Regions from separate parts of the Homo sapiens genome. Here regions 1, 3, 4, 5, 6 and 7 are each linked to region 2. A link is a loop called in an ENCODE intact Hi-C map of the cell type or tissue named here. Cell type or tissue: mammary epithelial cell. All regions are shown on one strand. Each heading gives the region's core, and the rest is flanking DNA. Links, peaks and the distances in the headings are about the cores only.

Region 1 (4,651 bases), core at 294-4,293, 66 kb after region 2:
TGAGCAGCCACTCCTTCCTGGCCCGGCCAAGCCCCGGTGGCCGTGCCCTGGAGGAAAAGCCTGCGACCCTGGAGGTGCGGCTGTGGACTCACCCCCACTGATGCTGGGGAGAGTTCTACCTCAGACTGGAGGGTCCCCAGGTCCTGTCCTTAGTGCTCTCCAGGGCCCTCTACGCCTCATCTCTCACCCACCAGAGAGCAGCCCCATCACGGGGGCCCAGAGTGTCCCAGGATTCTGACCTGCCCACTGGGTCTGTGGCACGTGACTCTGGCACACCTGGGGCCCTCTAGGCCTTGGGTGCCGGTCTGGCTCTCTGCTCAGGCCACATACTAACAGTGGCTAAGAACGGTAACCCTTCCCAGGGACAGCGGTACTGTGTGTGGGAGGGGACACCACAGCCCACAAGAGCCCCGAAAGGCTTTCGATCCCGAGGGATGGAGAACAGATGATGGTGGGATCTGGGGCACAGGGACAGGTTGGACTTTCTGGAGCTCTTTAGACCTTGCTCTTCCAGCAGCTTCCCACTGCCTGGTGACATGGCCCAAAGAAGAAGCCACCACATGCCAGCGGAGTTAGATGGTTGGGAGGAGGTGGCCGGGAGGCTCGGGCTGCATGGCACTTAAGTGGCTTCTTGTGGTCCATTGCTCTCCCTGCCCCGGTCCACCTTGGCGCTGTCAGGAAGGAAAGCCAGGTCTGAAGTGGGAGTTATAGAACTCTGTTTGAAATTAAGCGTCTATGAAATAAGAGCTGAGGTTTCTCCCCTGGGGAGCCAGATGATGGCAGATTCTATATATATCCCCTTATTAAGCCCGCCTATTTTTGACCGGCAGAAATTAATTGGACCCATAACATCTGTTTGTCTAGACGAGGTGATTTTTGGCTACTTAATTCTGCAAGTGATTGTGTGGTCAAGGCTGCTCCATTCTTGAGAGAGAGAGAGAAAGTGAGAGAAAGAAAGAAAAAGGTCAGTAAGAGAACCCTGGGCTCTAAGCTTACTTCTCTGGGGCTGCTCCAGTTTTCAAGGTTAACCTGACACGTGACCAAGTCTTCCTGAGGGACACGTTCCTCCCGGGCACTGTTGCCAGATGGAGGAGCACCTCTCAGGGTGCCTCTGGGAGAATCAGGCGCAGCATGTTCTAGATTAGAAAAGCCACGGCCAGCTGGGTGCAGTGGCTCATGCCTGTAATCCCAGTACTTTGGGAGGCTGAGGTAGGTGGATCACCTGAAGTCAGGAGTTCAAGACCAGCCTGGCCAACATGGTGAAACCCCCGTCTGTACTAAAAAATACAAAAAAAAGTAGCTGGGCGTGGTGGTGGGCATCTGTAATCCCAGTTACTTGGGAGGCTGAGGCAGGAGAATTACTTGAATCTGGGAGGAGGAGGTTGCAGTGAGCCGAGATCATGCCACTGTACTCCGGCCTGGGTGACAGAGCGAGACTCTATCTCGGGGAAAAGAAAAAGAAAGAAAGGCACCGAGAAACAGAAGGGGCCATATCTAGGCAAGCTATGCGCAAAGACTGGTGGCTTCCGAAAAGTCACGTGTCCTGGCAGTGGCTGAGATGGGACAATCTGGTAGTAAATTCACTAAGTCACTGTGACCTCAAATTTGCAATGAGACCGGTTTTGTCCTTTTCAAAGAACAAGGGCCACTCCCTGGGTCCCATCTCCACTCTCCCAGACCTCATTTCTCTGGGAGTCCATAGTACTTCATGAGGTAGGAGGGCAGGGCTTACTGTCGCCATAATATAGCTGCAGAAACTGAGGCCCCAAGAGGGGAGCTGACCCAGCCCCACAGTTGGTTTGCTGCGGGGCTGGGACTGGAGTTCTCCTGGGACAGCTTCCTCTGCATTGCCCCAAATGTTTCTTTGCCATGAAGAGAGGGCCTGGGTCAGCCCTTCTCTCCATTCTTGAGTCTGGGCATTACGTGTGCCTGTTGGGCTTGAGGTTTGGAGGACATGATTCAGTCCCAGTTTGAGAGGATAACTGCCGAAGCGCAGGGAAAATGTTCACGTCACCACTGAGACCAGCCAAATTGCCTGGGGTCTGGCAGCCCCTGCCACCCCCTGCAGCCTCAGGCTTATACAGCCTTCTGCAGCCTCAGGGCCTGCTACGCCTCTCGGGGGCTTGATACCCTATACCTCCTGGCGTGGGCACCAGACGGCACAGCAAACCCCAAAGGTCGTGGCGAGCATCCGGCCCTTTCCATTGGCTGTGTGCTGTGAGTCACTGGCTGCGGGCTCCCAGCATTCTTCCTGCGGAGGCGCAGGGAGCAGGGCTTCGGTGGATGGGAAAATGGGCAACAGACATTCCAGCCACAGCCCTGTAGGACCCTTTCCCTGTTGACCAACCTCTAAGAAGGGCCTTGCCAAGAGAGGATGGTCCCTGTGGAGACTGCACTCTGGAAGGCCGGACATGGCACTCTGGAAGCCCTCTGCTGGGCTCCTTGGCTCCCTGCAGGACCCAGACTAAGACAAAGGGCCCCTGGCTCCAGTGCCCTCCCACCTGACTCTACCTCACACCCTCTCCAACAAGGCTCTTTGGGGACTCATCCTGAATTCTGCTTATCCTCAGCTCCATTCTTCCAGGCAGTTTTGGTCTCTAAACTTTTAAAATTCAATCTCCTGTAAGAAAAAAGATGATATGTACCCCTAATTATGTGTAAGTGTATATGTAAATTATACCAGCATAAACTGTCCAATTTTAATAAACTGTATATTAAATGTTAGTAATTCTATTTTTTTCAGATAAAATATAAACCTAAATAGAACTCACATTTATTTTATTTCTGTACTGCAGTATACAGTCCAGCATAGTCCCTGTGGTGTGTGTACCCCACCCTGGAGATCATCCCTTTAAAATCCAGCATAAATTCCCACCTGCTCCAGGAAGCCGTCGGTGATTACCCTGGCCTTTCTCACATAAACTGGCTTGTAATCCCTGCTGCCTGGTGTGGCCAATGTTGTAGTGTCATGATTCCTTGAGGTCTAAGATGTCCTGGACTGCCCTACTGCACCAGAGTAGGGTGGTCCTGAAGGCACTCGGCAAAGAGGTGCCCAGTGACCAACCTAACCTTCTGTGTGACAGTCTGCAGCAGGAGCAACTGTGGGGGCTTTTGGCTTTGCCTCAGGCCTAAGAGAAGCCCCTGAATTCAATCCTTGGAAAGAGGGTTGTTGAGAAATCGAGTACTTTCCATGCATAGGAGTTCAATGGAGTGACCCAGCTTCCATGCTAAAGTCAATGTTGACTGCTTCCCTGGTTTCCATTTCCTCCTTCCCAACAGTACTCATTTCTGTTTGAGGATCCAGGGATTCTGACTCTATTCCCAGTTGCAGGGATGGAGCACATAGCTCAGGTTAGGAGAGTTTATCCCCCAGCTGCAGTGATTGAGTCAGGGTGGGACAAAGACTTAAATCTCCCCAATCAAGTGAATCTCAAGACTTGTGCTTGGGATGCAGGTAGCAGGGTGGTCTCTTTTCTCTGGATGCTGTAGTGAGTGAATGCAAGGCCTGGAACTGTTGGCAGCCACCTTGTGATGATGAGGGTTATGAGCTGATGCATTGACAGTGGGAGAGCTGAGAGAAGCATGAAGAGAAGGAGCTGAAGTCCTGCTGATGCTTTGAACCCCTGGATCAAACTGTACCTGCAGCCTAACTACCACTGGGCTTTTCAGACATAGGCTCAATGACTACCTTTTACTGCATAGTAAGTCTGTGAGTTTTTAGGTACTTATAACTTAAAACATCCTAATGTTTAGAGTGTACAAGGCAAAAAAGTGCACATAGTTAAAATTACTCTTAGAAATTCCATATGTTATTATGCTATAAGAGAAACATGGCAACCAAGACCAATGAGGGAGAAGCAGATTCATATCCCCTAGCTCATGCTCCACCTGGGGCCTGGACTTACTGAGTAAGTGGTGGGTGGAATCACCAGCACCATGTATATTATTTCTCTCTTGTTGTTTAACTGAATGCATAAAACTTTCCCCTGGCCTAGCCTTGTGGCAACAGAAACCCTTTTGTCCTGTGTGCATCCCACATATAACAGCTGCTTAGACAGGGAACCCTGCATTCCAGATGTTTCTGGTTACCTGGGAACAGGCCTCGAGACATCAGAGCTGGGAGGAAACATGCAGGTTCCTTGGGCCAGCCTCAAATGTGGGATCCAAGGCCAGGGAGAGAAGTGCTGTGTCTGAGGCCTCAGACAGGCAGTGGCAGAGCTGGACTAGTACACGGTGTCCTGACTCCTAGGGTGGTGCTTCCCCCAAGCCATGGAGGGCAGAAAGCCTAGAGGCAAGGGCTGGGGCTCTAGGCCCAGTCAGGCTTTTACAGGCTGTGTCTGTTGAGGCAGGCAGGAGCAGCTTAGCTCCCCAGCAGATGAAATGAGCCAAGGCCATGAATTGAGCTCACTGGATGCTAGGGGAAGGAAGAAGGAACCTCCAAGGATGAGCTTGCCTCTGCAGGAGATCCTGAGACCAGAGGCTGGCATGGACTGCCCAGGAAGGGAAGAATGTGGGTTCAATCCCCTCCCTGATGGGCCTCACAGCCTCCCTCTGCAAGGCCTCAACCTCACATCCCGGGAAATCCAATTATCATTGGTTATCCTTTTCATTTGAATGAATCACTTTCAATGCAATTTAATTGCACTTGATT
Region 2 (4,000 bases), core at 1-4,000:
TCCCTCCGCGCTGCTCAGGCCAGAAGCCATGTATCCATCACTGACCCTAACTCTCACACCCACACGGAGCCCAGCAGCAAAGTCTGTCCATTCTACCTTGGAAACACCTGGAATGTGGCCACCACTCCCACCTCCTGGGCCTGAGTGCCCTCACATCTCCTCTGGAGACTACAGCGCTGCCCGACTGCCTCCCCTCTGCAGTTTGTTCTTAGCATAGCAACTAGAGGGATCCTTCTAACGAGGAAGGCAGGCTTATGCTCTGCTCTGCTCTGCTCAAGCTCAAAGTAAAAAGTGCAGTCCTGGCCCTGGCCTGCAAGGCCCTCCCCTCTCGGGTCCCACCTGTCTTGCTGACCTCACCTCCTGCTCCCTCTTGCTTTACTCCAGCTTTCAGCCACCTGGCCTCCAGCATGCATGCCATGGCGTGCCTGCTGTAGGCATTGCTATTCCCTCTGCCTGCAAGGGTTTCCCTCACGCAGCCACGAGACACTCCTGTCTTCCTCATGGTCTCTGTCTGATGTCACTTTATTGGAGAGGCTTTTCCCAACTCCCCTGTATAAAACAGCACCCCCTGGCACTCCACCCTTAGATGTGTGCCTTTTTCTGGGTAGCCCTTATCACCAGTTGATAACGTTTATATTTATGTTTATTGCCTGCCTGGAATGTCAGCTGTAGGAGAGTGGGGGCTTTGTCTGTTTTGTCCCTGCTCTATCCTCAGAACCTGGAGCCGTGCCGGGAATGTAGCAGGAGCTCAGCTAACACGTGGAGTGAATGGACCACCTGCAACAGCAGACAGAGCCATGTGGAGTGAATGGACCACCTGCAACAGCAGACAGAGCCCTCCTTTGGCCACTGACTCACTGTTCAACTTGAGGCAAGTCACTGTCCCTCCTGCCTCATCTCACATGCCTCGGTGTGCATACCTGAGAGATGGGGGTGGGGACAGTGCCTCACAGTGTTGAGAGGTCTGTCACCATGTTCAGCACACAGCTGGGGGCCAGCAAATGGCAGGGCCCTTATGTGTGCTCTTTCTGTCCCTCAAGGCGGGCACCTGGCTCTGCCTCCCCAGCGCCAGCACCTAGCACACAGCCCAGCATACAGGGGCTTAATTTTGGGGTTGCTGGATTTCTAAAAGAGAAATGAGGCATGGCCGGGCACGGTGGCTCATGCCTGTAATCCCAGCACTTTGGGAAGCCGAGGCGGGCAGATCATGAGGTCAGGAGATCGAGACCATCCTGGCTAACACAGTGAAACCCTGTCTCTACTAAAAAAAAAAAAAAAAAATTAGCCAGGCGTAGTGGCGGGCGCCTGTAATACCTGCTACCCGGGAGGCTGAGGCAGGAGAATGGCATGAACCTGGGAGGTGGAGCTGGCAGTGAGCCGAGATCCTGCCAACGCACTCTAGCCTGGGTGACAGAGCAAGACTCCGTCTCAAAAAAAAAAAAAAGGGAGTGAGGCATCCAGAGAGTATAGAGGAATTTTTTGGGGGGTTGAGTGGGGGTGGAAGAAGGAAAAGTCACCTAAAAGACAAGCATCAATGTGAGAAGAAGGGTTCTCTCTCTCTCTCTCTGTGTGTGTGAGCAGGGTATGTGTGGGGGAGCGGGGGTGCCTGTACCACACCTCCCTCTCTTGGATGCTGGGAACATTGCAGCATCTTTCAAGATTCGGTTCAAACAGTCTCCAGAAAGCTTTCCGGGGATGTCCCTCGCTCGGAATCGCTCCCCTCCGGGCCTGTGCTCACCCCCAGACTGCACTCACCCATTTATTGTCACTGTTTCCCTGTCTGCCTAATTTATCTCTGTTTCCCCTTTGGGGCCCAAGCCGTAGGAGACACACCCAACAAATGCCAAATGAATGAACAAACAAAAAAGCTCCTTAGGTGGATCCTGATACCCCTCTGCCTGGCATCCCCCTGCCCTGGCTGTGATTGGTTTTTGTTGGATTGTTTTATAAGGGATGCTTCCTGACCCCGCCTCTTTGCTCTCCAGCATCTCCCTGGGGTGGTGTTGGGAGCTTACTCCGCCTCTGTAATAGGAATGTTTGCCTGGAGCCCAAGCTGGCATTTCTGGGGTGTGGCCAGTGGAGGGCAGCAGCGTCCCACGCCCGGCTGCCCTGTCTATTTCCACAGGACTGGGCTTTGCTTGCTTGCTTTCTTTTACAAATTTATTTCTTTTCTTTTTTCTTCCTTTGCCACTTCTTCCAGGAATGGGCTTTTCTTTAAGACCTCACTTCTCGTTGGGTCTCACAGAGTCTCACTCCTTTCCTGGACCCTGGATGAAGCCAGTGTAATCTGTAACAATCTGCTTTTACGCAACTAACAGAGGCTGATACCGAGGCATCTCCCATCCTTTGGTCTTCACAAATTCAGTTCACACCAGACCTCTGGACCTTCCCTAGTGTTGCCCCTGAGGCTTTGTCTTGCTTTTTTCCCTCTTTTCAGCGGCTGCCCTAACAGCCCACAGGTCTGCCTGATTCTCTCCTGCTGGGACATGCAGCCAGGGGTTGTAGGAAAACTCTATAGAGGAGCACGGCCAACCCTTTCCCAAGCTGTCCGGCCTAAGCCCAGTTCTGCAGGGCTCCCAGGGGCTCACCTGGCGGCTGGGATCCTCCTCACGGAAGATGAAGGGGCTGTGGAACTGCCTCTGCAAGGCTGCGTTGACCATGATTTTCATGGATTTGTACTTGAGCTGTGCAATCAGAGGGCTCGTCAGAAGCTGGCTTGGAAGCTTTTCTTCCCGTCCCCTCCCCAGGCAGCCCCAGGTGGAAGACATCCCAACAGCCGCCCCCTTTCCCTTCTTCCTTCCAGCCCAGCCCAGGGGCTCTACTTACTGCTTTTAGGGACCTCAACCACAGGTTCCCCAGTAGATGGAAATTGATTTCCTGGTTGGGGACCAGCCGTATATTGCAGTTGATGGAGACGACATCAGAGTTGCTGTGATTCTGAAAGAGAAGATGGGTCTCAGGGCTGAGCTGCTGGGCTAGGGGAGCAGGGGGCAGCAACACTGCTTGAACGACTGGGGCTCTGCTCCTGGGGGCAGGGGCAGAGGACAGGGGACAAAGAGAAAGTTGGGAGTGGGGGACATGTGCATTGCGTCTGCCAGGGGATGACTGAAGGACAAATGAAGGATGGTATATCTGATGCTCCACTTGAAGCTGTACATTGTGACCGGCCTGGATATATTCCAGGGACAGAACTTTTGTTCAACATTAGGGAATCTATAAATGTTTCCTATCACCATATAAACACATTAAGATAAAAAATTCTATGATCGCTGCAACAGATGCAGAAAAAGTATTTTAGGAAGTCCAACTTCTGTTCATGATAAAAACTCCCAGGGAACTTCCTGAATCAGATAAAAGGGGTCTTCATAAAGTTCATGGAAAATGTGTATTATGGAAAAATTATGCATGGATTCCAAAACTTTTTTTGCCCCAAAATAAACTCGTATTAACTTGTTGTAACCTATGTGAACAGGATCTAGTTTGAGGCACTAAGAAAGATAAGACATCAGTTTGAAAAGAGCCCCTATCTGAGCAACATGAATTCTGCTAAAATTGAAGCAAAAACAAACATCAAATTTATGGTGAAACTTGAGTGAAAGAACAGTGAAATCACTGATGCTTTATAAAAAGTTGATGGGGATGATATCACAAAGAAATCAGCAGTTTGCAAATGGATAACTTGTTTTAAGAAGGACTAGAGGGCTGGGCATGGTGGCTCACGCCTGTAATCTCAGCACTTTGGGAGGCCAAGGCAGGCGGATCACAAGGTCAGGAGATCGAGACCATCCTGGCTAACACAGTGAAACCCCGTCTCTATTAAAAAAATACAAAAAATTAGCCAGCCGTGGTGGCACGCGCCTGTAGTCCCAACTACTTGGGAGGCTGAGGCAGGAGAATCACTTGAACCCGGGAGGCGGAGGTCGCAGTGAGCCGAGATCGTGCCACTGCACTCCAGCTGGGTGACCGAGCCAGACTCTGTCTCAAAAGAAAAGAAAAGAAA
Region 3 (4,651 bases), core at 232-4,231, 240 kb after region 2:
GTACACTATTTTATAGAATAAGAATACTACATTTTGTTCGCCTGTTCTTCTACTAATGGCCAGTCTACATTAGACTAGCCAATGCTTTTCTCTTAAAAACAAAGCTGCAAATAACCTATTTGCAGTGGTGTTCTGGCAAATGTTTAACCATCAGCTGTCTTGAAACACTCCCGCCATGACTGATTTCAAGCTGCCAACAGGACATCACTAAATGCAGAGTTGGGAAGAATTGAACACTATCAGTCTTGCAAGCTGTACAAGTCAGTTCCAGCACACCACAGCACATACATCTCCCTGTGCGTACATATGAAAGTTTCTCTAGGAATATATCTCAAAACAAAACTGCTATGTGCAGTTTCAAATTTACTACTTATTGTCAAATTTCTCCCCAAAGCGGTCTTACTAATTTACACTCCTCCCAGCAGCATATGAGAGTATTAATGTCTCCAAATCTTTCCTGATACTCAATACTTTCAGACTTTTCCATTCTTGCCAACATGATGAATGAGAAGTGGTACAACCAGTGAGGTTGAACAACTTTTCATGTGCTTATTGATGACTTAGATTTCCTCTTCTGCAAATTACCTATACATATATTCTTAGTCCATTTTTATCTTAAGTTGTATATCTTTTTCTTATCGATTGACAGGAGTTCTTTATATATCATATCACAGTCCCTTGTTGATTATATATATGGCAAATATCTTTAGCTTGTTAAATTTTTTCCTATTGGTTTATGTTTTGTTTCAGAAATTCTTTCTCCTCTTTCCCAAACCATAAAGATACTCCTCTTCTTCCTTCCTTTCTACAAATAATTTTTTTCTTATTACGTGAGCAATACAGAATCTTTGCAGAAAAATTAGAAAATATAGACTGTCAAGAAGAGGAGAAAATCACAATCCTACTACTCAGAAACAACCACTGTTCATGTATTGGTATATTACCTCTGGTCTTTCTGTTTTAACGGCCATTTACAGTAAAACTGCAGCTCACAGGCCATATTGCTATGTAGTGTGCAGCTCTTTGAGAATTTGCTTTAGCACTTTTCAATTTTGTCAGTCCTCCTTCCTGGAGTTTACACTGGGGTCTTCCATGATCTGGGATTGTTTGGGGTTTTTTTTTAATTGGTTGGTTGGTTTTTGTCTTTTTATGGATTGGCTGGTTGTTTTTATGTGTCTGTTCTCGTGGTACCAAAACCTCCTACTGTCCTGAGCATGGACTTCCAGCTCCTTCCCTCCTGCTCCCACTTTGGCCCTTGGCTAAGCCCTGACTGGTCCAGCCCAGGCCCCCTGTGAGTCAGGGTGAAGGGACCATGGGGAGGATGGAATGGGAAAGCCCTGAGCTGGAAGCTGGGTCACTACATTCTGTTCCCAGCTGCTGCATAAAATTGCTGGTGGCTGGGCACAGTGGCTCATGCCTGTAATCCCAGCACTTTGGGAGGCCGAGGTGGGCAGATCCTTTGAGGTCAGGAGTTCGAGAGCAGCCTGGCTGACATGGTGAAACCCTGTCTCTACTAAAAATACAAAACAACTATCTGGGCATTGCGGCATGTGCCTGCAATCCTGGCTACTTGGGAGGCTGAGGCAGGAGAATTGCTTGAACCTGGAAGATGGAGGTTGCAGTGAGCTGAGATTGTGCCACTGCGCTCCAGCCTGGGCAACAGAGCAAGACTATGTCTCAAAAAATAAAATAAAATAAATAAATAAATAAATAAATAAATAAAGTTGCTGGTGACCGTGGGCAAGTTACTTAGCTTCTCTCAATCTTGGCAAGTTCTTTGCTTCCTGCTTCCTGCGGGCTGCAAACCACACTTGGTAGGTTTTCCAAACCTGCGGAAGGTGGAATCAGCTGAGGGGTGGATGGAGCGTGCGGGGTCTCAGGTGTGCTGGGGGTGCTCTAAGGAGAAACCCGCTTGCCTGGGGCGAATTTGAAGCTGCTTCTTTCTTACCAGCATGAAAATACAGAGTGGGTCAGACCCCAAAGACGAGCTTAAAAGAACCCCCGGGATGTAATGCCCCAGCTAGTTGATTTAGTCTGTTTCCCACCTTTGTCATTGACTTGCCATGACGTTTTGGCAAGTAGCTCACCAGGGGCCTCAGGACCCCTTCTGAAAGCCAGGGGCCTGGTTAGTGATCTCTGGAGCTAAGGAGTCAGAATGACTGCACTGAATTTCAGCCACACCCCGACCAATTTAGGCAAGTTGTTTAACCTCTCTCAAGCTCAGTTTCATCATCTATAAAATTGAACCACGATAGCACCCATCTCTTATGGTCGATTGTAAAGATTTAATGATATGATCCAAGTATAAAGTATGGAAGATGCAATGGTACTTTTTAGGGACCGTTATTACTGTCGCCCCCGAGTTCTGGGATTCTGGGTTCACCTTAGAAGGGACAGGCGTCCTACCCAGAATGTCCAGCAGGTGGTGCTGTCTCAGAACAAATCTACCTGCAGGCGCTCTGCGGGAAGGTTTTCTCCAAGAGGCAGGTGGGTGGCTTGGGAGCCAGAACACATCTGAGATGCAGGCGGCTCTGGAGGGCTCAGCCTCTTCATTTCCCAAAGGGGGACCCCAAGACTAAAATGGCTGTACTGTGTTCCTGCAGCCATGAGAGAGCCAGGACTCGAACGCAGCCCACCTGCCTCCCAGAGGGGGACACCTGAGCCTCCCCACACCTCCAGTCTCCCTCCCACTTATGGGCTACCCCACCCACCCCCAGGATGGGCGTGGGATCCTCAGAGAGGTTGGGATGACCAGCTTTTCGCAGCACACTGGGTGTGTGTCTTGGTGGAGAGGAGGTTCCTGACTCTCTGGGGGGAAGAGGGCCCAGGCTGACCGCCCCTGGGTGACCCTGAATGGAGGTCCTCGCTCAGCCTTTCCCAGCACTCGCTTTCCAAAGTGGGCAGACAGGGGTGCCGTGGGGAGAAACTAAGGTGTGATGGAGAGAGAGGGGCCGCTCACAGGGCACGGAGCCAGGATGCTCTCGGGGGCTCATTCTGTGTGAGTGCCTGACCCCCAGCCTACCTCACCCCTAACTCTCAAAGGGCTGGGAACTAGGAGGTCCAGGTAACAACCCCCAGGGGTCCTCCCCGCAGGCCCAGGCCCAACCTGGCATGAGGGTAGCTCATCTCACCTTTGAGAGCCTTGCCTCAAAGTTCCCACTGGGCTGTGGGTGAAGAGGCGCAGCTCACCACAACTGTTCCCGGAGGCTGTCCCCAAGCTGGGCCTCCCCGGCCTCCTCTTTCCTGAGGAGTGAATCTCCTCAACACTTGGGCCCCTCCTGTGCCCACAGCCCTGGCCCTAACCAACCACCTTACTCCTCTGAAGGTCTTATGTCATTTCCTTCTCCCACGGAAGGCAGCCCAGACCCCCAGAGCCCCTGTGAGGGACCCTGGGCAGCAGGAACCAGGGCTCTTGAAGATGGACAAAGGCCTGGCGCCTTCTATCCTTTAGACTAAGGTCTATTTTTAAAATGAAAAGTGGCAAATAGAGTTACAAAAACTGCAGTTTAATTTAAATGTTTATAATGACAAATTAATACTTTTCACTTATAAAACATGACAATGACTCTTAAAACTTCTTTGATGATGAGATCTAAAGTCTATTTGGGGTTCTTCATGGAAGTGAGGCCCAGAACCGATGGCCCACCTTCCCCTCTCCTCCCATACATCAAGACCCAGACATGGCAGCAAGGATGGGTGGGTGGGGGCCGGGGGAGACCTGGCAGGGAGCACGGAGATGCCTGCTTCTTCTCTACCCCTGAGGTTCTGGAACCCAGAAGGGGCTTTGGTCATCAGCATCCCCAAAGTGTCCTCTCACAGATAGGGAAACTGAGGACCAAGGAGGGGAAGCTGCTTGCTCAAAATGCTGAGCAAGTGAGAGGCAGATTCAGGCCCTGGAACCAGGTCTCCTGATCCCAGACTGGCATTCTTCCAGGGGTACTTTAGTACAAATGGAAAAACTAAAGCACCCAGGAAAAATTAGGCCAAAACATCCTCTTGTTTTGCTCTCCCAGCCTGGGACACCTTGGCCCCCATCTCTTCTGATGCTTCATCCATGACCCTTGACCACAAGAATCACAAAAGGACCCCTGTTCATCTGCTTATCCTTGGTATTTGGACACAGAGGAAATCTGGTTCCATCTAAACACTGGTGCAATCTAGAAAGGGCATAAAACTCCCAAGGGGCAGCCATGGCCATAGGAGGACGCGGGGGGGTGGGGGGGGCAGGGCCTTGTTGCTGGGTAACCAGCTTTATCTGTTGCCTCGGTGACAACCCCATCAGAGGGAGTCTGTGTGCAGAGTGTGTGCCTACGAGTCTCCAGTCTTTTTAAAACCAGCTGGCTGGAGCCATGTCCTCCCCCATTGCAGACTGCCTCCTGCACACACTGGAGGCCCCTATACCGTGATGAAGACCTTTCCTCCCTCTTTCCCTGCCTTCTCCATCACTCCTCATCATAGAATCGCATGCTTCCTTCAGCTACCCCAAAGCATCAGCCCCTCTGATCTCAACATCGTTGATCCTGCCACCAGACCTTTCCTCAAGAAGTTCTCCCAACCTATTGGATTGCTGGGGTCACTACCTCCCAGGAGCAGACAGGAAGGAAGCAGGGAGCCTGACCAGGACACGTAGTGGTTGCAGAGAATGCCTCAG
Region 4 (4,651 bases), core at 409-4,408, 620 kb after region 2:
TTTGATGTTAGAGGGCCAAAGCTTCTCCCTCGGATCATGCTAATGCTGGCATTTTCTGTGCATATGTTCCATGAAATGACACTTGTGCAGAACCTGCCACTTCATTTTTCCCCCACTGTCAATCACCTTTCCCCACACCTTAGACCACCCCACTTCCCTAACCCATAAATATCCCTAAGCCTCATCTTTGGGGAGGCAGATTTGAGAGCTGGTCTCCCACCTCCTCACCTGGCAGCTTTGTAAATAAATATTTTGTCTTTTGCAAATCCAGGTGACTGTGACTGACTTACTGTGCATGGGCAGAACAGACCTGGACCTGGCTGATAACAATTTTCTCCTATTTTTCTCTTAAAGTTTTATGGATTTATACCTGTGATCCATTTTGAGTTAATTTTTATATAAAGTGTGAAATTTAGGTTGATGTTCATGTTTTTACCTGTGCACATCCAATTGCTCCAGTACCATTTATTGAAAAGGCAATCCTTCCTTTATTTAATTGCATTTGCATTTTGTGAAAAATCACTTGGACATATTTGTGTAGTCTATTTCTGGATTTTTCTATTCTGTTCCATTGATACATGTGTCTACTCCTCTGCCAATACCACACAGTCTTGATTATTGGTTATGTTTAAAAAGTTTCTGAACTAATTCTCAGTGTGGCCTGAGAACCATTTCTGAAGCTAGAAGAAAGTCTCCAAGAGACTGACTAGTCCAATTATCCCCTGTAATCCACAAAGGTATAGTCAAAGTGTGCTGTACTGAGAGTCAAAAGACCTGGGTCTTGTAGTCTCAGCTCATCAGGATGTGGCTGAGTGACCTGGCTAGGTCTTTTAGTCTGAGTCCCAGTTTTCTCACCTGTGGAACTGGGATGCTCATACAGCACTTGTTTAGCCTACCCTCCCAGTATGCTTGTGAGTGTAAAAGGAAATATATTTGATCTATATGTAAGGTTTAGACTTAAGCATAATTCAAATACAAAGGGTTCTTATTTTAGGGATAAGCACAATGAGATTCAGAGATTAAGGTTCTCCTTACCCAAAGTCATCTTCTATTTGACTTCGTGGCACCCATCAGAAAATTTCACATATTATTCAGCACATACGTAGTGTCCAAACTCTGCCAGGCACTGTGAAAAGTCCCTGGGGTACAAACACAAAAAGACATGGTCTCTGCCTTAAGAATCTTTCTATTTAGTGAGGACATAATTTTACAAAAGCTAAGTGAATACAAATTAAATTTGTATTGAGTATTCCTTTAGAATTCCAGGACCCTCCTAGTTGGATGAGTCCACAGGACAATAAATCATTGTCCTAGCATCTCTGTAAGTCCCCAGCTATACTTTCAGACTTTCACAGGGATGCACACTGACTTTGGTAGAGTCAACAGGAAAGAGGGTTTTCCTGGACAGAGCTAAAAATCCTGTGAGGTTCACACACTTGTAACCCCTTCCCAGCGATCACCATCTACACTCCAGGATTCCTCTGCCATCCATTTATTAATCAAAAACATCCCACAGAGCCTATTCAGGGCCCAGATGTCAGGCTTAGTATCTGGGTGATAAAATAATGTATACAACAAACTCCCATGACACGAGTTTACCTATGTAACAAACCTGCACATGTGCCCCCGAATATAAAATAAAAGTTAAAAAAATACAATTTTTAAAAAATTTAAAAAGTGTATATTGCCTACATCAGGTGGGGCAGATCGTGCAGACAGTGGGCATTCCCAAGGGTCAGCCTGCTTCTTCTGTGTGCTCCCAGGTCTCATTTCATGAATTGATTTCAGCCAAGGACTATCTATAATGTAACTGCATGTGGACTAGCTTTGTCAGAGAAAAGACTGGATGTAACATTCTTCTACGTAGCCGGCACTGAAGAAAATCTTCTTTGGAAAACAAAGGCTATTACTATTAAATCACTTAAACATTATTACATGCTATTTGGTACGTTCCAAGTGCATGAGAGTAAAGCAAAACACACAATAGCAAAACATGATCTACTGCAGCAAAATCAAAATTCAGTTTCTAGAGTCACAGCTGGAGAGATGCTCTGATGTAACCACAAGTGCCATCCCAGCCACTGGTGAGGCTCTACTGCCCCCGGGTGGCTGAAGTCCTTCTCTGACAAAGCTGCCGGTGCTCTCATGCTGATAATGTTACAGTGATTTTTACAAGGGCAGAGTGGATGTATGAATAGTTGGATGGATGGATAAATGCATGGAGGGATTGGGGTATTCATTCATTTAATAGTATTTAATTTCAACTATTTTTCCACACATGGGGCCAAGAGCTGTTAAGACATGATGTTTGAGATCTGAGATGTAAAAAACTGCATTGGTGTTAATTAAGCTAGAGCTGTGGTCCTAGCTGCTCAGTGCATTGGTCCCAGGAGAATGGGGCGGGGCGGGACGGGGCGGGGAGGGGGGTGGGGTGGGCGGGGTAAGAAAGGATTAAGGAAGTGACCTAAGATAAGAGGGGAGGGACTTCCCAAATATACTTCTTCTAGGGAGACAAATATAGCTCTGGCTAACCCATAGCCTATTAACTCATCACTTGGGTTAACAGGAGAAAGAATAAAAAACAGTAAGTGTGGGGTTAGATGTATACTAGAAGGAATACAGGGAAAATCCAAGGTGGGAACAGGGAGAGTAGGCAGAACACTTTGCTACACTGAAAAACAAAGTCAAACAGGTTAAAACAAGATATGGCACTTGACGTGACTGGTCTTCAAAGATGATGCCACTCAGTATTAGTTACTATACTATTGATGGATATGCAAACTGGTACATTTATTTTGACATAGTGGTTTCACAATCAGGAATTTATTGTCTAGAATTACTTGCATGATATACAGAGAGAAGAACAGATGAGACCACCTGTTATTCGTTTCACCTGGACTTAAATAATAGAGTTAAGACACTTCGAGATGAGGAGTTTCTTCTGGAGATTGAAGATTGTGCTGGAAGTTGTCACTGTAGCTGGGTTAGTATTGTTAGCTCTTTTTAAGGGTCTGTAAAAATTCTACAAGATTCCCAGCGATCTTTTTAAGATTCTATAAAAATTCCCAGTCTTTTGATTTCAATTGAACTCAAATATGCATTTATTGAGCACCTGATGAATGCACACTACTTTGGCTGGGTTTTAGGAGGTTGTGATGCAGGGATAACTCAGATCAGATTCCTTCCCTCAAAGACCTTGGTCTAGAGAAGCCTGGCTTGTAAAAACATAAAATACAGAATTTATGGTGAAATAATGGCTACAATACAGCATTATGAAAATATGGGATAGGGAAGATATGATACATTCTAACTGGAGGGATGATGGAGGGGAGATTCCCAGCAGATGTGGCATTTGAGCCTTGAAACAGAATTTTGACAGCTCTAGGGGAAGAGGGTGGGGGAAAGTGGGGAAGGATTCTTTTCCTTTAGGTTGGAAGAGCATGTGTTGCTATTTATTAAGTCTTTATTGAGCACCAGCAAGGTGTTGTGTAAAATAGACAGCATAAAAACAACTATAAAGGGGAGATAAAATACATCCCTGAAAAAAAGTCATAACAGTAAATGATACTGTTTGATTACCTATCAAAACAGTCTACAGAATCCAGAGGTGAAGCAGAAATGCAGGCTACTTTTCTCTGGGTAGTGAATTAGCCACTTCAAAAATATTTCAGTGAAGTCAGTAAAGGAAAACATGAGGCATAATAAGACATTTCTACCACTAGCCCTCCTTTCTTCACTAGATTTTGTAAAAAGTTACTGTTTCTATTTTTAATTACATGAGTAATCTTGCTTCAAAAAATTCAAGGGATAAGAAAAAGTAAAAAGCAAAATTCTCCCTTCAAAATCCCCTGTTCTCCTCCAATCTCATTTCTCTTTCTGGAAGTAAGCACTATTATCAGCTTACTGTGTTTCCTTCCAGAATGATTTCAGATGAATTCATGGAAATATGTAACTGGTGTAATTTTGCATAAGTGGATATATGTGTTTTTCTGAACTTTTTTACTCAACACCATATTTTAGAGAATTTTATATGTTAGCACATAGACCATGGAGTACAGAGCTACAACATTTTTTTTTTTAAACTGGAATTCCACAATTAGGATATACCTTGGCTATTTCACCGTTTCCTTTTTAATGGTTAACAAGATGAAAACTGCTAAAGTCTTATTGGGGTTTTTATAACCAAACAAGGGAAAAACGACTCCAACTCTGGGCCTAAAAGACATCCTACTTGAACCTCTCACTTGCAGTTCCTCATTCAATCCCCAAACTGCAGTGTGTTTCACAAATCCAGTCTCCTAAGTGAAGGGAAAGCAGGAAACCCTTGACGAATTCAGTAGTAATACAATGAGATAAGTATGTGCTGTGATTCTTAACTCCTAGCCTTCTCCAAAGGGACCAGTGATCATCTAGGGATAAATATGCACTGAAAAAAAAGGAAAATCGCAGTATGCCACAGTAGTTCACTGGTTAGAGTGGGGTTTACAGGGGTGAAGTAATTAAAGGAATTTTAACCCAAGTCCACCTTACAGTAAGTTCGATGGAACCCTAAACCCTTCCAGTGTTTTTTCCCCAATTCCTGAGTGTACATTTAAAGGACATAAGGCAGAATCTTCACATTGGTTTCCTAACCTTTAGAACAAGGGTGAGC
Region 5 (4,651 bases), core at 247-4,246, 54 kb before region 2:
TAATCAAGGACTGTATGAGAAAGGAAATAACAGACCAGAATCTCTGATGAACATGGATGTAAATACTATAAACAAAATATTAAGAAACTGAATCCAACATTATGTAATAAAGACAATTTATGATGGCTAAGCTGGATTTATCCAAAGAGTATAAGAATGTAAATCATTCTTATACTCTAACATCAAATCCATAACTTTAGTCCATCACATTAAATGGATTAAAGGAGAAAAGTTATATAATTATCTCAATAGATATAGTAAAGGCATTCAGTAAAAGTTAACATCCATTTATGACAAAAGCTCTTAGTAAAGCCGAAATAAAATGAAACTTCCTATTGTTAAAGGTTATTTTTAAAAAGCCTATAATCTTCATCATTCTTAATGGTAGATCACTGTAAACATTGTTCCATTAAGAGCAGACTAAGACAAGGTCAGGCGCAGTGGCTCACACCTGTAATCCCAGCACTTTGGGAGGCAGAGGCGGGTGGATGGATTGAGCTCAGGAGGTCGAGACCAGGCTGAGCAACATGGCAAAACCCCTTCTCTACAGAAAATACAAAAATTAGCTGGATATGGTGGTGCACACCTGTAATCCCAGCTACTTGGGAGGCTGAGGCAGAAGAATCGCTTGAGCCTGGGGGTTGGAGGTTGCAGTGAACCAAGATCGCCCCACTGCACTCCAGCCTGGGTGACACAGTGAGACACTGTCTCAAAACAAACAAACAAACAAACAGAATAAGGCAAAGATGTCTGCTATCACCCCTTCTAGTCAATAAGGTGAAGGGTAAGACAGAAAACAGTACTGTCATTATTTGTAGGTAATATAATTGCATATATAGAAAACCTCAAAAGAATGTTCAGACAAATTATTAGAATTAATAAGAGAGTCCAGCAAGGTTGTTAACTGCAAAAATGCAAAACTGGAAGAAGGTATTTGTGACATGTAGAACTGACAAAAAGATCTAGCATGTGCGTGTGTATGTGTGTGTGTGTATGTGTGAATCTTTTTTTTTTTTTTTTTTTTTTTTGAGACGGAGTCTTGGTCTGTCGCCCAGGCTAGAGTGCAGTGGCGTGATCTCGGCTCACCGCAACCTCCGCCTTCCGGGTTCAAGCGATTCTCCTGCCTCAGCCTCCCGAGTAGCTGGGATGTACAGGCAGGCACCACCACGCCCAGCTAATTTTGTATTTTTAGTAGAGATAGTGTTTCTCCATGTTGGTCTGGCTCGTTTTGAACTCCCAACCTCAGGTTATCCACCCATCTTGCCCTCCCAAAGTGCTGGGATTACAGGCGTGAGCCACCACACCCGGTCTTGTGTGAATCTTAAAATAAGAAAAAGACAAACCAGTAGGAAGATGAGCAAAATACATGAATAGGCACTTTACCAAAAAAGGAAGCATAAATTACCAACAAACATGAAAAGATGCTCAACCTCATTGACAATCAGGTAAATATAAATAAATGCCACAATAAGCATTTTATTCCAACTCTATTGGCAAAAATTAACAAATTTAGTAGCAAGTACTGGTGAAGATATGTATCAGTGGAACCTCTTTTATACCACCAATATTGTGTAAATTGGTACAATCTTGAAAAACACTTTGGCAATATTTTGTAAAATTGAACTGGATATATTGCAGGGAAGTTCTTGCACAAGCATAACAATATTCAGTGCAGTACTATTTACCAAAAATTGGGGTCTACCAAATGTCTACTGATAGGAAAATGGAAAAATAGTGATATATTCACAGAGTGCATGTACTATAGCTACACACATCAACCTGGTCAAATATAATGTATGAAAAAGGCAAACTGTGGAAAACTAAATAAAGTCAAACTTGCATAAAGCTCAAACAAGTAAACTAAACAATATCTTGTTTAGTTATATCTATGCCTATGATAAAACTACATATTTTTAAAAATCAAGAATATAGTCAATCTGAAACTCAAGCTAGTATTACCTCTGGTGAGGAGGTAGAGCAAGACAGGAAAGGGGAATACAGGTGGATGCATGAATAGGCAGTGTTCTAGTTCTTAAGTTGAATGGCGAGTTTCTAAGTCTTCATTTCATGTTGCATTTGTTCTTTTGATGTATCAAATACTATAGTTTTTAAGAGAGCTGTAGTTTCCCTCTTTCGCCACTACATGGCAGGCTAGCACCTTAGTGAAATAAATCCTGAATGGGAAAGGCTGGTGTAAATGGACATGTACCTAATAGCTTTCTAGCAGCATTCTAATTTCCCCATGCGGATACATATAAAATAGGGCTTGATGTGCTCAGAGTGTTTAAATGCACAACCACAGCATCTCAGGCGTACATCACTGTGGCATGGATCTTGCAGCCACGTGACCGGGTTTTTTGTTTTTATTTTTCCTTTCTTTCTGCCTGGTTATGTAACTATTTTTGCAAACTTAGAAGTGTTTCTGTTTGAATGCTGAGTTTTATTTCTCAGAATGTTCCAATATTTCCCAAGGCATTCATTCCTAAATTAATAACATGGAGCGGGAGGACAGTCCCTCATGGCAATTGACACATCTAACTTGCACTTTTATGTCTAACATTTTGGAGCTGTGTTTTTCACCACTAGCATTAGAACCACTGTTTAATAATGTCTGATGACACTATTGCAATATATAAAGTAATACTTAAAATTTAGTAACAATCAATGTTAAAATAGCAATGCAATAGTCATCAAAATCACTCACAGAAAGTCTGGTGCCAAATAGCTTGTTCACATGATGTGATTGATGTGACAGTGACACAAATGTCGGCAGATACTTCTTTTTTAGCCGCCGATATTATGCCACCAGTGGCGACACACAAACAGCATAAAGTCTAACTTCTATAAATCTCAAGTAAACTAAACAATATCTTCTTTGGTAATACCTATGCCTATGATAAAACTACATTTTTTTTTTTTTTTGAGACAGAGTCTCGCTCTGTCGCCCAGGCTGGAGTGCAGTGGCGCAAACTCCGCTTGCAGTGGCTCACTGCAAGCTCCGCCTCCCGGGTTCACGCCAATCTCCTGCCTCAGCCTCCCGAGCAGCTGGGACTACAGGCGCCCACCACCGCGCCCGGCTAATTTTTTTTGTATTTTTAGTAGAGATGGGGTTTCACCGTGTTAGCCAGGATGGTCTCGATCTCCTGACCTCGTGATCCGCCCGTCTCGGCCTCCCAAAGTGCTGGGATTACAGGCGTGAGCCACCGCGCCCGGCCAAAACTACATATTTTTTTAAAAATCAAGAAAATGGTCGACATGAAATTCAAGCCAGTATTATCTCTGGTGAGGAGAGAGAGCACGATACGAAAGGGGCATAGGGAGCATACAGGTGGATGCATGAGCAGGTAATGTTCTCGTTCTTAAGTTGGATGGTGGTGAGCCACCCACTTGCAGCTTCACTCTCTAGACTTGCCCTGTCTGCTACCATAGCACTAGACACACGTGGCAAGGGAGCACTTGAAATAAGATGTGCTGTAAGTATGAAATACACACTGGAGTTTGAAGACTTAGTATGAAAAAAGGTCAAATGTCTCTTAATAAATTTTAATGTTGATTACATGTTGAAATGATAATATTTTGAGCAGTGTGAAAAAGAGGTGAGAACGACCCCAGGACAGATCAAAGCCACGCTCCCAGCGCCTATGTCCCGCCGCCGTTGCCGCCACCACCGTGCCCAGGAGAAAGGCTGAAGGTGATGCTAAAGGAGATAAAACCAAGATGAAGGACAAACCACAGAGAAGATCCACGAGGTTTTCTGCTAAACCTGCTCCTCCAAAGCCAGAGCCCAAACCTAAAAAGGCCCCTGCAAAGAAGGGAGAGAAGGTACCAAAAGGGAAAAGGGAAAAGCTGAAGCTGGCAAGGAGGGGAATAACCCTGCAGAAAATGGAGATGCCCAAACAGACCAGACACAGAAAGCTGAAGGTGCTGCAGATGCCAAGTGAAGTGTGTGCATTTTTGATAACTGTGTACTTCTGGTGACTGTACAGTTTGAAATGCTATTTTTTATCAAGTTTTACAAAAATGCAGAATTTTGTTTTACCTTTTTTTTAAGCTATGTTGTTAGCACACAGAACACTTCACTGTGTTTTTTGGGAAAGGGGCATATGTCACTAACAGAATGTCTCCGAAGCTAGGTTGATGTGGGGAAAACCCTTTTCCCTTCTAGTTTTGGGAGACTTGCCCTTGGCTCCCAGGAAGGGGGATTCCCTGACTTTGACACACAAGGTCCCTTGGCACAAAAGCCTCGTGGGACGGAAAAACAAATTCCTTTCTATGTCCTCTTCTCCCTTTCCACCTTTCAGCATAGATTTAACTCCCTTAAACCCAGACACCTGTTGGACCTGACCCCCCCCAATAATTGGTTACTGGTGTGTCAGGCAATCTAGCCTTTCCAGTGATGCCACTGAGATGGAACCCCTCAAAAAAGCAGTGGTTCTGTTTCTAGATTGTGGATCTTCAGATAAATTCTGCCATTTTCATTTCACTTCCTGAAAGTCAGGGTCAGCTCATGAAACATTGTTAAACAACATGCTAAACATGAACTATCAACCTCACTCTAAACTTTCCCTGTTCAGAGCATCAGATGAGGACTTCATTTGGGTTTTATAGTGGCTTTCTGATTTTTGGTAGTCCTTTGAAGAAGGGAGTTTGA
Region 6 (4,651 bases), core at 386-4,385, 76 kb after region 2:
AACAGGTTCATCCCTGTTCCTCCCTTCTGACTTTCCAAGTCCTCTCCCTTCTTGCCTCACTTGTCCAGAGAACTCTACTTAAAGTGGTCCTAAGTACAGACAGACGGTTGGATGCCTACATGACTGACAAGCACAGCATTGTCACCCAGTCAGGTTGCCCCTACCTGCTTTCTGGGGTTCTTAACTTCTTGCCATTGGTCATCCCTCTTTGGATTCAGGCACTGAGGGCCACTCTCAGTGTAAGCCTGGAACGGAGTTAACCTATGGATCCATGGGAACTCACAGACCTCTTAGAAAAAATTAAGTCAGTGATTCCAGCACCTGGCTGGGCATTAGACTCACCTGGGGATTTTGAAAATAGGGATTACCAGGCACCACCTCTAGAGGGTCTGTCTTTGTAATTCTTGGACTTGACTGAGATATCTGTATTCTTTTTGACCTTTCACAGGTGATTCTGTTTTGTGGCCAGCTTTGGGAACCCCTGGATTATTTTATCAGGTGATCACCAGGCTTTAAGATGATGGAAAACAGATAATACGGGAATAGAGGACAGGATGCCCAACCAAGAAATAAACAGTGGGACATGTGTGCCTCTCCATTCAAAGCACTTTATATGAATAAACAAATAAATGGATGCATGAATGAATATTCTGGGGGGAGTTTATTAGGTACCAGGGATTGCGCTACAGGTATCCCTGACTTTGACCTAATCTTCTCAATCCTGAGGCAGAGACAGCATTCCAATTTTTTTTTTTTTTGAGACAGAGTCTTGCTCTGTTGCCCAGGCTGAAGTGCAGTGGCATCATCTTGGCTCACTGCAACCTCCACCTCCCGGGCTCAAGCGATTCTCCTGCCTCAGCCTCCCGAGTAGCTGGGATTATAGGCGCTCACTGCCATGCCCAACTAAATTTTGTATTTTTAGTAGAGATGGGGTTTTGCCATGTTGGCCAGGCTGGTCTTGAACTTCTGACCTCAGGTGATTTGCCCACCTTGGCCTCCCAAAGTGCTGGGATTATAGACGTGAGCCACCGCACCCAGCTACATTCCAATTTTGAAGCTGAGGAAACTACAGCACAGAGAGGCGAAGTCACCCAGCTAGTTAAGGGGCAGCTCTTCGGCCTCACTCTCCTACCCAGGCCTCGCCCCACCTCTGGGAGGTGGATGGAGTGCAGGAGCGCAGAGGACACAGAAGCCGGCCTTGGGTTGCATTAGGGAATCATTGTTTACATGGACTGCTTCGAAGTCTTTTCTGTCTGGTTCAAAGCTCAGATTTACTTTTCTCCTCTCCCTTTGTGTTGTGACAAATAGTCATTCTTATAGACTTATTCTTATTTCAAGAAGCCATAAAGAAACAAAAAGGCTGTGGGCTAGCTTCATTGGAGGGTGAAGTGTGTCATTACATTTTTGGAAATGTCCTCCTCCTGGGTTATAAAATCATTGGCTCGGCAGTTGGAAAGTGGCAGAAGAGAAATTGCAGAGAGGATCTGCTGTCACAGGGTGAGCCATCCCGGAGCTGGGCCGGGCCACCAGCCACCACTCACCTGGTCTCCTGCCTGAGTTCACTTTAGCGGGGCCCTTCCAAACTTTGCAAGGAAAATTAAAAAAAATAAGAAATCTCAACTTCTCCCATCCAGGGGCCATGGTCTCCAGACCCTTTAACACAAGGACATCCAGCTTTGGGCTTCCCCAAGATTTACCTTGGGTCACATCCAGACGTCTGGAACCATTCTCTCCCTCCCTTTCTTCTTCACCATCTGTGGGCCTATGCCAACCCCTGAAGAGGCCAAGATGAATAAAGGCAAGCCCTACCCTTGGGGGTTCACAGCCTCCCTTCCCTCTCTTCTCTCTTGTTGGCATTTTATTTTCCATCTCATCTTTCTTCTTTCCTTTTCCCATTCCAGTTTCCATTTTTCTTGATTGGCTTTTTCTACAACTCTCTTTCCATGTCTGTCTACATTATTGTCTCAAGGTGACTCATCACAGATAAACCAGGAAGAAAAGATTCAAGAGGGAAAGCAGGAATTCAACAGAAGATGACAGAAACCTTGTCAAGATGGCCTCAGGTTGATAACAAGCATCTTGCTATTGGTTATGTGTCTGAGTTTTGTGGTTGCTTGGAAGAGAAGGCACTGAAAAAGAAAAGCTATTTGAAAGAGTTTGAAATCCCAAGGAGCAGCCAGGCGTGGTGGCTCACGCCTGTAATCTCAGCACTTTTGGAGGCCGAGGCAGGCGGATCACAAGGTCAGGAGATTGAGACCATCCTGGCTAACACAGTGAAACTCCACCTCTACTAAAAATACAAAAGATTAGCCGGGCGTGGTGGCGGGCACCTGTAGTCCCAGCTAGTCGGGAGGCTGAGGGAGGAGAATGGCGTGAACTCGGGAGGCAGAGCTTACAGTGAGCCGAGATCATGCCACCGCACTCCAGCCTGGTCGACAGAGCGAGGCTCTGCCTCAAAAAAAAGAAAAAAAAAAAAAGAGAAATCCCAAGGAGCCCTTGATTCCTCATGAAGGAGTCAGAGAAAGTTAGAAAGAGGTATTTTATCCAAGCCTGCAGAAAACAAGGGTTAGATAGTGATTAATTATAGTTAAAATTAGTGAGAAAAGGCATTTATGGCACCTTCATTTGTTTTTCTAATTGTATATAACCTTAAAACATGCACATTGCACCTTGTGGTTTTCAATAAGAAATTCTGTTTTTCACATTTTATAGCCTAACTGAATGGAAGCACATGCTACCCTGAGTGATATCTACAGGAAGCCTCAATGGTTGACTAGAGGAGCCATTGGAGGGCTATCTTGCACCCCCTAGTGTCAGTTATGATCATTGCACATAAAGTGCCAAGGAGCAATTAAAAACAGTACCAGCCTTGAAAATTCAAACCTATGAAGTTATAGAAAGCCACTCTCAAGATACAGGGAATTTCAACATTTCTTTATTCTCCACCTCATGTGGAAAGCTCCCATTTCCTCTCCTTCACTGGACTTAGGAAGGATGTTGGCATCGCAGAACAAATGGTGTTGGCTGCAGAAATGGAAAGGAGGTTGTGGGGAGCCCACAGGCTGCTGTAGGGGGAGGCTGGTGGGGGAGTGGGAAGAGACGGGTGGCAAAGATGCTGAGTTGGCAAACCCCTCTGGCTTTCCTGAACTGCCCACGTTAAATTTATTTTCTTTCTTGGAAGTTAGTAACAAGGAGACTTTCTTTTCAATATTTTCACTACCGAGATTGTGCGTCTTACCTCTAAAAGCATGCAATGGCTGAACTCCTGCCTTTCCGAGTTCAGCACTAAGGACGTTCTATGGCCCTGAGGACTGGCCTTAGAGGCCTTAGAGGGTGGAGCTGAGATTAGCTCCATCTCTGGTTGACCAGTTTGTGTGTGTGTCAGAAGTTTCCTGGACCCTCACTGACATCTCTTCAATTTCTGGGACTTTCTTGTGTGGTTTGGCATTAAAAAAAAAAAAAAAGGAGACAGAATGAAAAAGCAAGGAGAGAAGAGGAAAAAAAATCACCCAAGAGATGCAAGGAACCTTAGGAGCTGTCTGCAGGCCACATCCTAAATCCACAGTGCCCCAGACTTCGCTCTTGGTTCTGGGGCTGCTGTGCTCTCCTTGGTCATTCTCACTGCTGCTTTGTGCATTTGAGGGCCTGAAGATGCCCCAGCTCCTGCCAGTGAGGACGAATGTCTGGATTTCCACTCTCCCAGCCCTCTGCAGCTCATTTTCTTCTTGTCTGTGTGTGCCTGCCAAGGTCTGCTGGGTGGCTTGGCCTGGGGCCCTGGGCCAACGTTTCCCCACGAATACAGTTTTTCCTCTCTCCCTCTCTATCTCTCCCTCTATCTCTCGTGCACTGGGTGGTTCATCCTATCCTGGGCTTCGCTTCTGTAGTGACTTATCCTTTAACCAGAATGAGTCATGATGCCGGATTTTATTTGTTCCAAGAGAAAATAGCGGAGAGCGTTTATGTGCTGTGGTGTTGGGAGCCTGTTCTGGGGGCCCAGGCCAGGAAAAGAGCAAAGGATGTTGCTCAGAAAGGCTTCCACAGCAACAACCAAGGCTGCCCCAGGCCTGGCAGCCTGCACTGTCACTGATGAAAAAGGGCAGACTTGTGTAAGATGCATCTTTCTGCTCAAACAACAAGCCCCAGAGGCCCTTTCCTCAAAACCTGTCCCTGGACACCATACCCTTTCTCCAGGGCATAGGCCAGTGTAGGGAACTCACTCATTCAGCCTCTGCCCCATGGTAGACACTTAAACACCATCTCCTATTTCTTCCTCATAAGAACCCTTTGGGATTCACATCACCATACCCATTTTACAGATGAAGAAACTGTGATCCAGAAAGTGGATGTGATGTGCTTGAGTTTCCATTGCTTGGAAAGTAGCCAAGCTGGGAAGGGAGCTCAGTTCTGTGATTTCGAAGCCTAGATTCTCCCTGTAGTGAGGAGCTACTCGGACATGCCTTTGCTGCCTCTGCTGAGGCAGAAGGCCTGTGTGTGCCCCGAGACAGCACTCTATGCCTGTGGGAAAGGACTGCAATGGGAGCTGGGAAACCTCTGGGTTGGGAGAGGAGGAAGTGGCAGTGCCAGAGGGCAACACTCTTGGGCCTAGGCTCCACGGCTGGTTTTGTGGATTTACTCTTCAGGGATTGCCTTT
Region 7 (4,651 bases), core at 292-4,291, 570 kb after region 2:
ATTTCATTAAGGAATATGTGTATAATTTAATACAATTTAAACGTGATATAGTTAATGTAATTCAACATTTTATACCTAATAAAAAATTTATAACTTGATGTTTTGTTTAATTTTATACAGATGATACTTGCAATGATAACTCAATCTGGATTTTTTTTAATGTTTAGAATCATATGAAATTTTAAAATTAAAATAAATTTCCCATATTTTAGTTATACATAAGGATAATATGGTAATCAATTTAAAAAACTTTGAAACATAAAGATATATTTTTATGTAAAATTTTGAATTGAAGGAGGAAAAAAGATGTAACATTTTTGACTGTTAAGGATAAGCTAGCTCATGTATGTTTTAAATAGATAATGGAAATCAAATTACATAGCAATTATTTTCCATTGTATCTATTTGTTCATTTTTATTTTTTAAATTTATTTTTACATGGAGTTTCACTCTGTCCCCCAGGCTGGAGTGCAGTGGTGCAATCTCAGTTCACTGCAACCTCTGCCTCCTGGTTTCAAGTGATTTTCCTGCCTCAGCCTCCCAAGTAGCTGGGACTACAGGCATATGCCACTATGCCTAGTTAATTTTTGTATTTTTAGTAGAGGCGGGGTTTTGCCATGTTGGCCAGGCTGGTCTCGAACTCCTGAGCTCAGGTGATCCGCCCACCTTGGCCTCCCAAAGTGCTGGGATTACAGGCATGAGCCACCATGCCCGGCCCCATTGTGTATATTTAAAAGAACATTATGAAAGTTTTCTTTAAAAATGTCAACTCCCATGACAGACAACAAACAATTTAGAACGAAAAATTTTAGAGGGCAACTGCTATAATGTGTGAAATTCTTGTGGGGTATATTCGAGAAGGACAATGTGAAGACCCCACCTCCTGCTTTTGGGCAATCACGTGTCCAGCCAGACACTAGATGAACTACGAATTTCCTGAGAAGAAATTTCCTCTCTTGGTAAGTGTTTCAGTATCCAGAACACTTAACCATCTTGGAATTCTTCCTAATACTCACCTTTATATCTAGGGGAAGGTAAAGAAGTGGGGCCCCCCCACACAGCAGTGAGTGCCAGAGCTGGAAGTATTCAGAAGATAGAATGGTGGACCATGCTCCCTTTCAGAGCCAGCAACTGATAACCCATCTCATTCTGGTTGGAAAGAATAAGGAAAGAAGAAAGGATAGACAGAAACACAGGTAGACATACCTATTTATGAAGTGCCTTCTGTGTTCAGGGATCTGAACAGCTGCGTGCATGTATGTTATTTGATTTTCATAACACTGCCTCCTACAGATGAAGAAATGGAGCCTCAGGAAGATGACACGGCTTGTCCAAGTTTATACGGTTTGTCAGTGGTGCAGTTGGGATCCCAGGTTTGTCTGACTTGGCTATAACCACCGCCTTAGAGTCGGAAGATATGTGTGCCCTGGGGCAAATTACTTAACTTCTCTGAGCTCAGGTTTCCTCATCTGTAAAATGGGGCATTACTAGCTATTTTGCAGGGTGGTAGTTAAAAGCTAGCGAGTTAATGTGTGGATGTACTCAAATTCCTAGCACCGGGCCTGGTGCACAGAAGGCCCTGAAGTTAGAAGAGTTGACTATTCAGGCACAGAGTCGGGTATTCTGGCACCAAACTTCTGCCAGCAAAGTGATCGCTGGTGTTTGGGGCACAAAGCTTTGGGAGTAGAGCTGTCACTTAATGGTGACAAAGTGAGTAGTGGCTCACGTTAAATTTTAAGATAAAGCACCTAAAACTTTGGACATTGACTTGGGGTTGCCTTAAGAGATCCAAGGCTAGTGCCCATCCACTGCATTCCCTCCTAGCCAAGAATGTCTCGCCCTTCGCATGTTAAAACTAAACAATGTAGCCCGCGGAGCCCATTCAATGCTCTGCAGTCAAGGATTAAAAACTCATGCTGCCTAGTAATCCCAGCACTGTGGGAGGCGGAGGCGGGCGGACTGAGCTTGAGGTCAGGAGTCCAGACCAGCCCGGCCAACACGGTGAAACCTCGTCTCTGCTAATACAAAAATTAGCCGGGCGTGGTGTTGTGCGCCTGTAGTATTGGCTACTCGGGAGGCTGAGGCAGGAGAGTCGCTTGAACCCGGGAGGGGGATGTTGCAGTGAGCCGAGATCGCGCCACTACACTCCAGCCTGGGGGACAGAGCGAGACTCTGTAACAAAAAGACAAACAAACCAATCCAAACTCATGCTGCCTCGCCCTTGCGGGGCAGAACCTACAAAAGTCACCATGCCTCTGATGTTCATTTTCACTTTTTTTATGTTACGAAGCAGGATCGTGTGTGTGTGTGTGTGTGTGTGTGTGTGTAAACGGATCCAGATCTAAAATTGTCACTGAAAGGACGAACTCATCAAAGAAGTCCATGTGTAGCTGCAAGTAGCTTTCTGGAACTATTGGTGTTGTTTGCGCGCCCCCTGGCGGCCAATGGCCTTCCTTGTCAAGGAGGTTGGCACAGATCATCAGTTTCTTAACCGTGGTGGCACGTGAGGAATTACCTGGAAATTCTGATTTAAAAGCTCTACTGATAGCTCACGCCTGTAATCTCAGCACTTTGGGAGGCAGAAGCGGGCGGATCACCTGAGGTCAGGGGTTCGAAACCAGCCTGGCCAACATGGTGAAACCCCGTCTCTACCCAAAATACAAAAATTAGCCGGGCTTAGTGGTGCACGCGTGTTATCCCAGCTACTCTAGAGGCTGAGGCAGGAGAATCGCTTGAACCCGGGAGGCGTAGGTTGCAGTGAGCCGAGACCTTGCGGTTGCATTCCAGCCTGGGCAATAATAGTGAAACCCCGTCTTAAAAAAAAAAAAAAAAGTCTACTGCTGGGATAGACATTAGTATTATTTTTTTAAAAGAAATTTCACAGGTGATTTAATGTGCAGACAGGGATAACCACTGCTAGGGGGATTTCATTTATTTATTTATTTATTTGAAATGGAGTTTGGCACTTGTTGCCCAGGTTAGAGTGCAATAGCACCATCTCGGCTCACTGCAACCTCCGCCTCCCAGGTTCAAGCGATTCTCCTGCCTCAGCCTTCCAAGTAACTGGGATTACAGGGATGCGCTACCATGCCTGGCTAATTTTGTATTTTTAGTAGAGACGGGGTTTCACCATGTTGGCCAGGCTGGTCTCAGACTCCTGACCTCAGGTGATCCACCCACCCTGGCTTCCCAAAGTGCTGGGGTTACAGCTGTGAGCCACCATGCCCGGCCCTGGGGATTTCATTTAGAGTTACAAATTGATGGGTTTGATTCATTTTGCAAATATTTATTGAGCTCCTACTAGGTGTTAAGCACTGTGATAGGAGATGATGAGCAACAGAAAGACCAGTGCCCTGTCCTCATGTAAATTACAAATATTAGTGAAATAAACATACAATGAAAAAATAATCATTAGAGCTCAGAATAGGACAATCTGAGTGCATCTGGAAGTCAGCAAACGCTTGAGGACTTGCCTTTTGAAGTGAGGTCTGAAGAGTGAGCTGGAGTTAACTAGGCCAGGCTGATGCACTGACACAGCTAGTTGCCTCAAGTCTCCTTGCTCTTGTCAGGCAAGTGGCCCACGAAGTTGGAGGTAGGCCTTCTTTTATATGGCTCTGGCCTCCTGCCCAAGTGGACAATCGGATCCCTGGATGACTGACGATGATTGCCTGTTAATTCCATCAGGGTAATGTGAAAACATTAAAAGGAGGAAAGTGTTGCTCCTGAGGGCAGCAAAAGATGTGTGCGTGAAGGTCGAGGAGGAAGACAAGATGGAGCGCTGAACATCAAAGAAATGCAACTTTAAACAAAAAGGAGCCATGTCTCGTCAGGCCAATTGGCAAAGGCGTATAATACATAGTGCTTGATGAGAATGGAGATTCTTCTCTCTGATCCAGCAAATTCACTGTTAGGAAGTCCCCCTGGAGAATGATGGGCATAGATAAGTGGAGAGTCTAGCAGAGAAAGGGAGTATGGCTGAGCTTAAAGAACAGGATCATAACCCCTTTGGGAGGAGAGGTTTGTTTTAAAGAGGAAGAGTAAGTATTGTGTGGGACGTTGTCTCAGTGGCTGAATTACCATTGATCGCTCCATGTGGGATTACATAAAAGAAGATTCATGTGTAGAAAAATTTCCATATAACAACCTCTCTTATCCTTTTAATTTCAACTGAATTTGACATACCTATTGAGTACCTGCTGTTGCAAGGCTTAGGTGGGTGTGAAGAACTGCATTATCATGAGGGATGGGTGACATGCCTGGCTCCCTGTCCTCCAGGAATGTAGGCTAGAGGCGAAGGCTGACAAGCGACAAATTGAAATGCAGTAATTATAATAAAATAAATATTATATTATAGGTATAAGAATGTGTGTTTAAAGTGTTATGAGAAGAGAGGTAAAACATTTTTCAAATTGTAATTGAAGAAACGAGTCTGAGGAAGATTCCCAGAGGAAATAACATTTGAACAAAATTTTGAAGAAACAATTGGATTTCACTAGATTTGGCATAGGAGTATTGGAGGGGAGAAGGCCCTTCTGCTTTAAGGAGAGTTGCATGAGGCTTTATTTATTTAATAAGGCTTTACTGAGCACATTGATAAATGCTGTGTGGGATACAGAAGGAAGAGAACTTTCTACCTTGGAAAGGAGACAAA

Evidence for each region. A loop is a pair of places that touch in the nucleus more often than their neighbours do. Peaks named below come from ENCODE experiments on the same cell type or tissue, not always from the same donor. Only the 100,000 strongest peaks of a DNase experiment are listed, where the experiment ranks them.
Region 1: it touches region 2 in a loop (10-fold over the local background); 90 of 110 quality-filtered maps call a loop at or near these places.
Region 3: a loop joins it to region 2, with 11 times the contacts of the local background. A loop is called at or near these places in 60 of 110 quality-filtered maps.
Region 4: it touches region 2 in a loop (7-fold over the local background); 8 of 110 quality-filtered maps call a loop at or near these places.
Region 5: a loop joins it to region 2, with 10 times the contacts of the local background. A loop is called at or near these places in 83 of 110 quality-filtered maps.
Region 6: a loop joins it to region 2, with 11 times the contacts of the local background. A loop is called at or near these places in 89 of 110 quality-filtered maps.
Region 7: a loop joins it to region 2, with 12 times the contacts of the local background. A loop is called at or near these places in 19 of 110 quality-filtered maps.

The regions. Positions count from the first base shown.
Region 1 is chr15:68,370,273-68,374,923 of GRCh38, forward strand. All of the region lies in intron 2 of ITGA11 (integrin subunit alpha 11), which reads right to left. Among named protein-coding and RNA genes, the nearest start is that of ITGA11, 60 kb to the right of the region's middle. RefSeq lists an enhancer at 1-164. In mammary epithelial cell, for the core only: a CTCF peak has its summit at 2,445 (motif pointing left); no DNase peak of the experiment used is centred there.
Region 2 is chr15:68,304,760-68,308,759 of GRCh38, forward strand. ITGA11 (integrin subunit alpha 11) reads right to left here. Exons shown (of 30, transcript NM_001004439.2): 27 at 2,827-2,937; 28 at 2,589-2,684. Among named protein-coding and RNA genes, the nearest start is that of FEM1B, 29 kb to the left of the region's middle. RefSeq lists a silencer at 2,034-2,123. In mammary epithelial cell, for the core only: CTCF peaks have their summits at 169, 595, 1,622 and 2,078 (motif pointing right); DNase peaks (open chromatin) are centred at 402, 1,462, 1,522 and 2,042; H3K27ac peaks cover 1,257 bases.
Region 3 is chr15:68,548,262-68,552,912 of GRCh38, forward strand. It overlaps a transcript of CORO2B not described here. Among named protein-coding and RNA genes, the nearest start is that of CORO2B, 28 kb to the right of the region's middle. RefSeq lists an enhancer at 2,385-2,886. In mammary epithelial cell, for the core only: a CTCF peak has its summit at 2,412 (motif pointing right); no DNase peak of the experiment used is centred there.
Region 4 is chr15:68,922,964-68,927,614 of GRCh38, forward strand. No RefSeq gene overlaps it. Among named protein-coding and RNA genes, the nearest start is that of SPESP1, 5.2 kb to the right of the region's middle. RefSeq lists a silencer at 4,238-4,438. In mammary epithelial cell, for the core only: a CTCF peak has its summit at 2,105 (motif pointing left); a DNase peak (open chromatin) is centred at 2,118.
Region 5 is chr15:68,250,964-68,255,614 of GRCh38, forward strand. It overlaps a transcript of CLN6 not described here and the pseudogene HMGN2P40. Among named protein-coding and RNA genes, the nearest start is that of CLN6, 24 kb to the left of the region's middle. In mammary epithelial cell, for the core only: a CTCF peak has its summit at 2,148; a DNase peak (open chromatin) is centred at 2,178.
Region 6 is chr15:68,380,816-68,385,466 of GRCh38, forward strand. All of the region lies in intron 2 of ITGA11 (integrin subunit alpha 11), which reads right to left. Among named protein-coding and RNA genes, the nearest start is that of ITGA11, 49 kb to the right of the region's middle. In mammary epithelial cell, for the core only: a CTCF peak has its summit at 2,802 (motif pointing left); a DNase peak (open chromatin) is centred at 3,866.
Region 7 is chr15:68,873,586-68,878,236 of GRCh38, forward strand. No RefSeq gene overlaps it. Among named protein-coding and RNA genes, the nearest start is that of SPESP1, 55 kb to the right of the region's middle. RefSeq lists an enhancer at 1,547-2,154. In mammary epithelial cell, for the core only: a CTCF peak has its summit at 2,439 (motif pointing left); a DNase peak (open chromatin) is centred at 2,416; H3K4me3 peaks cover 340 bases.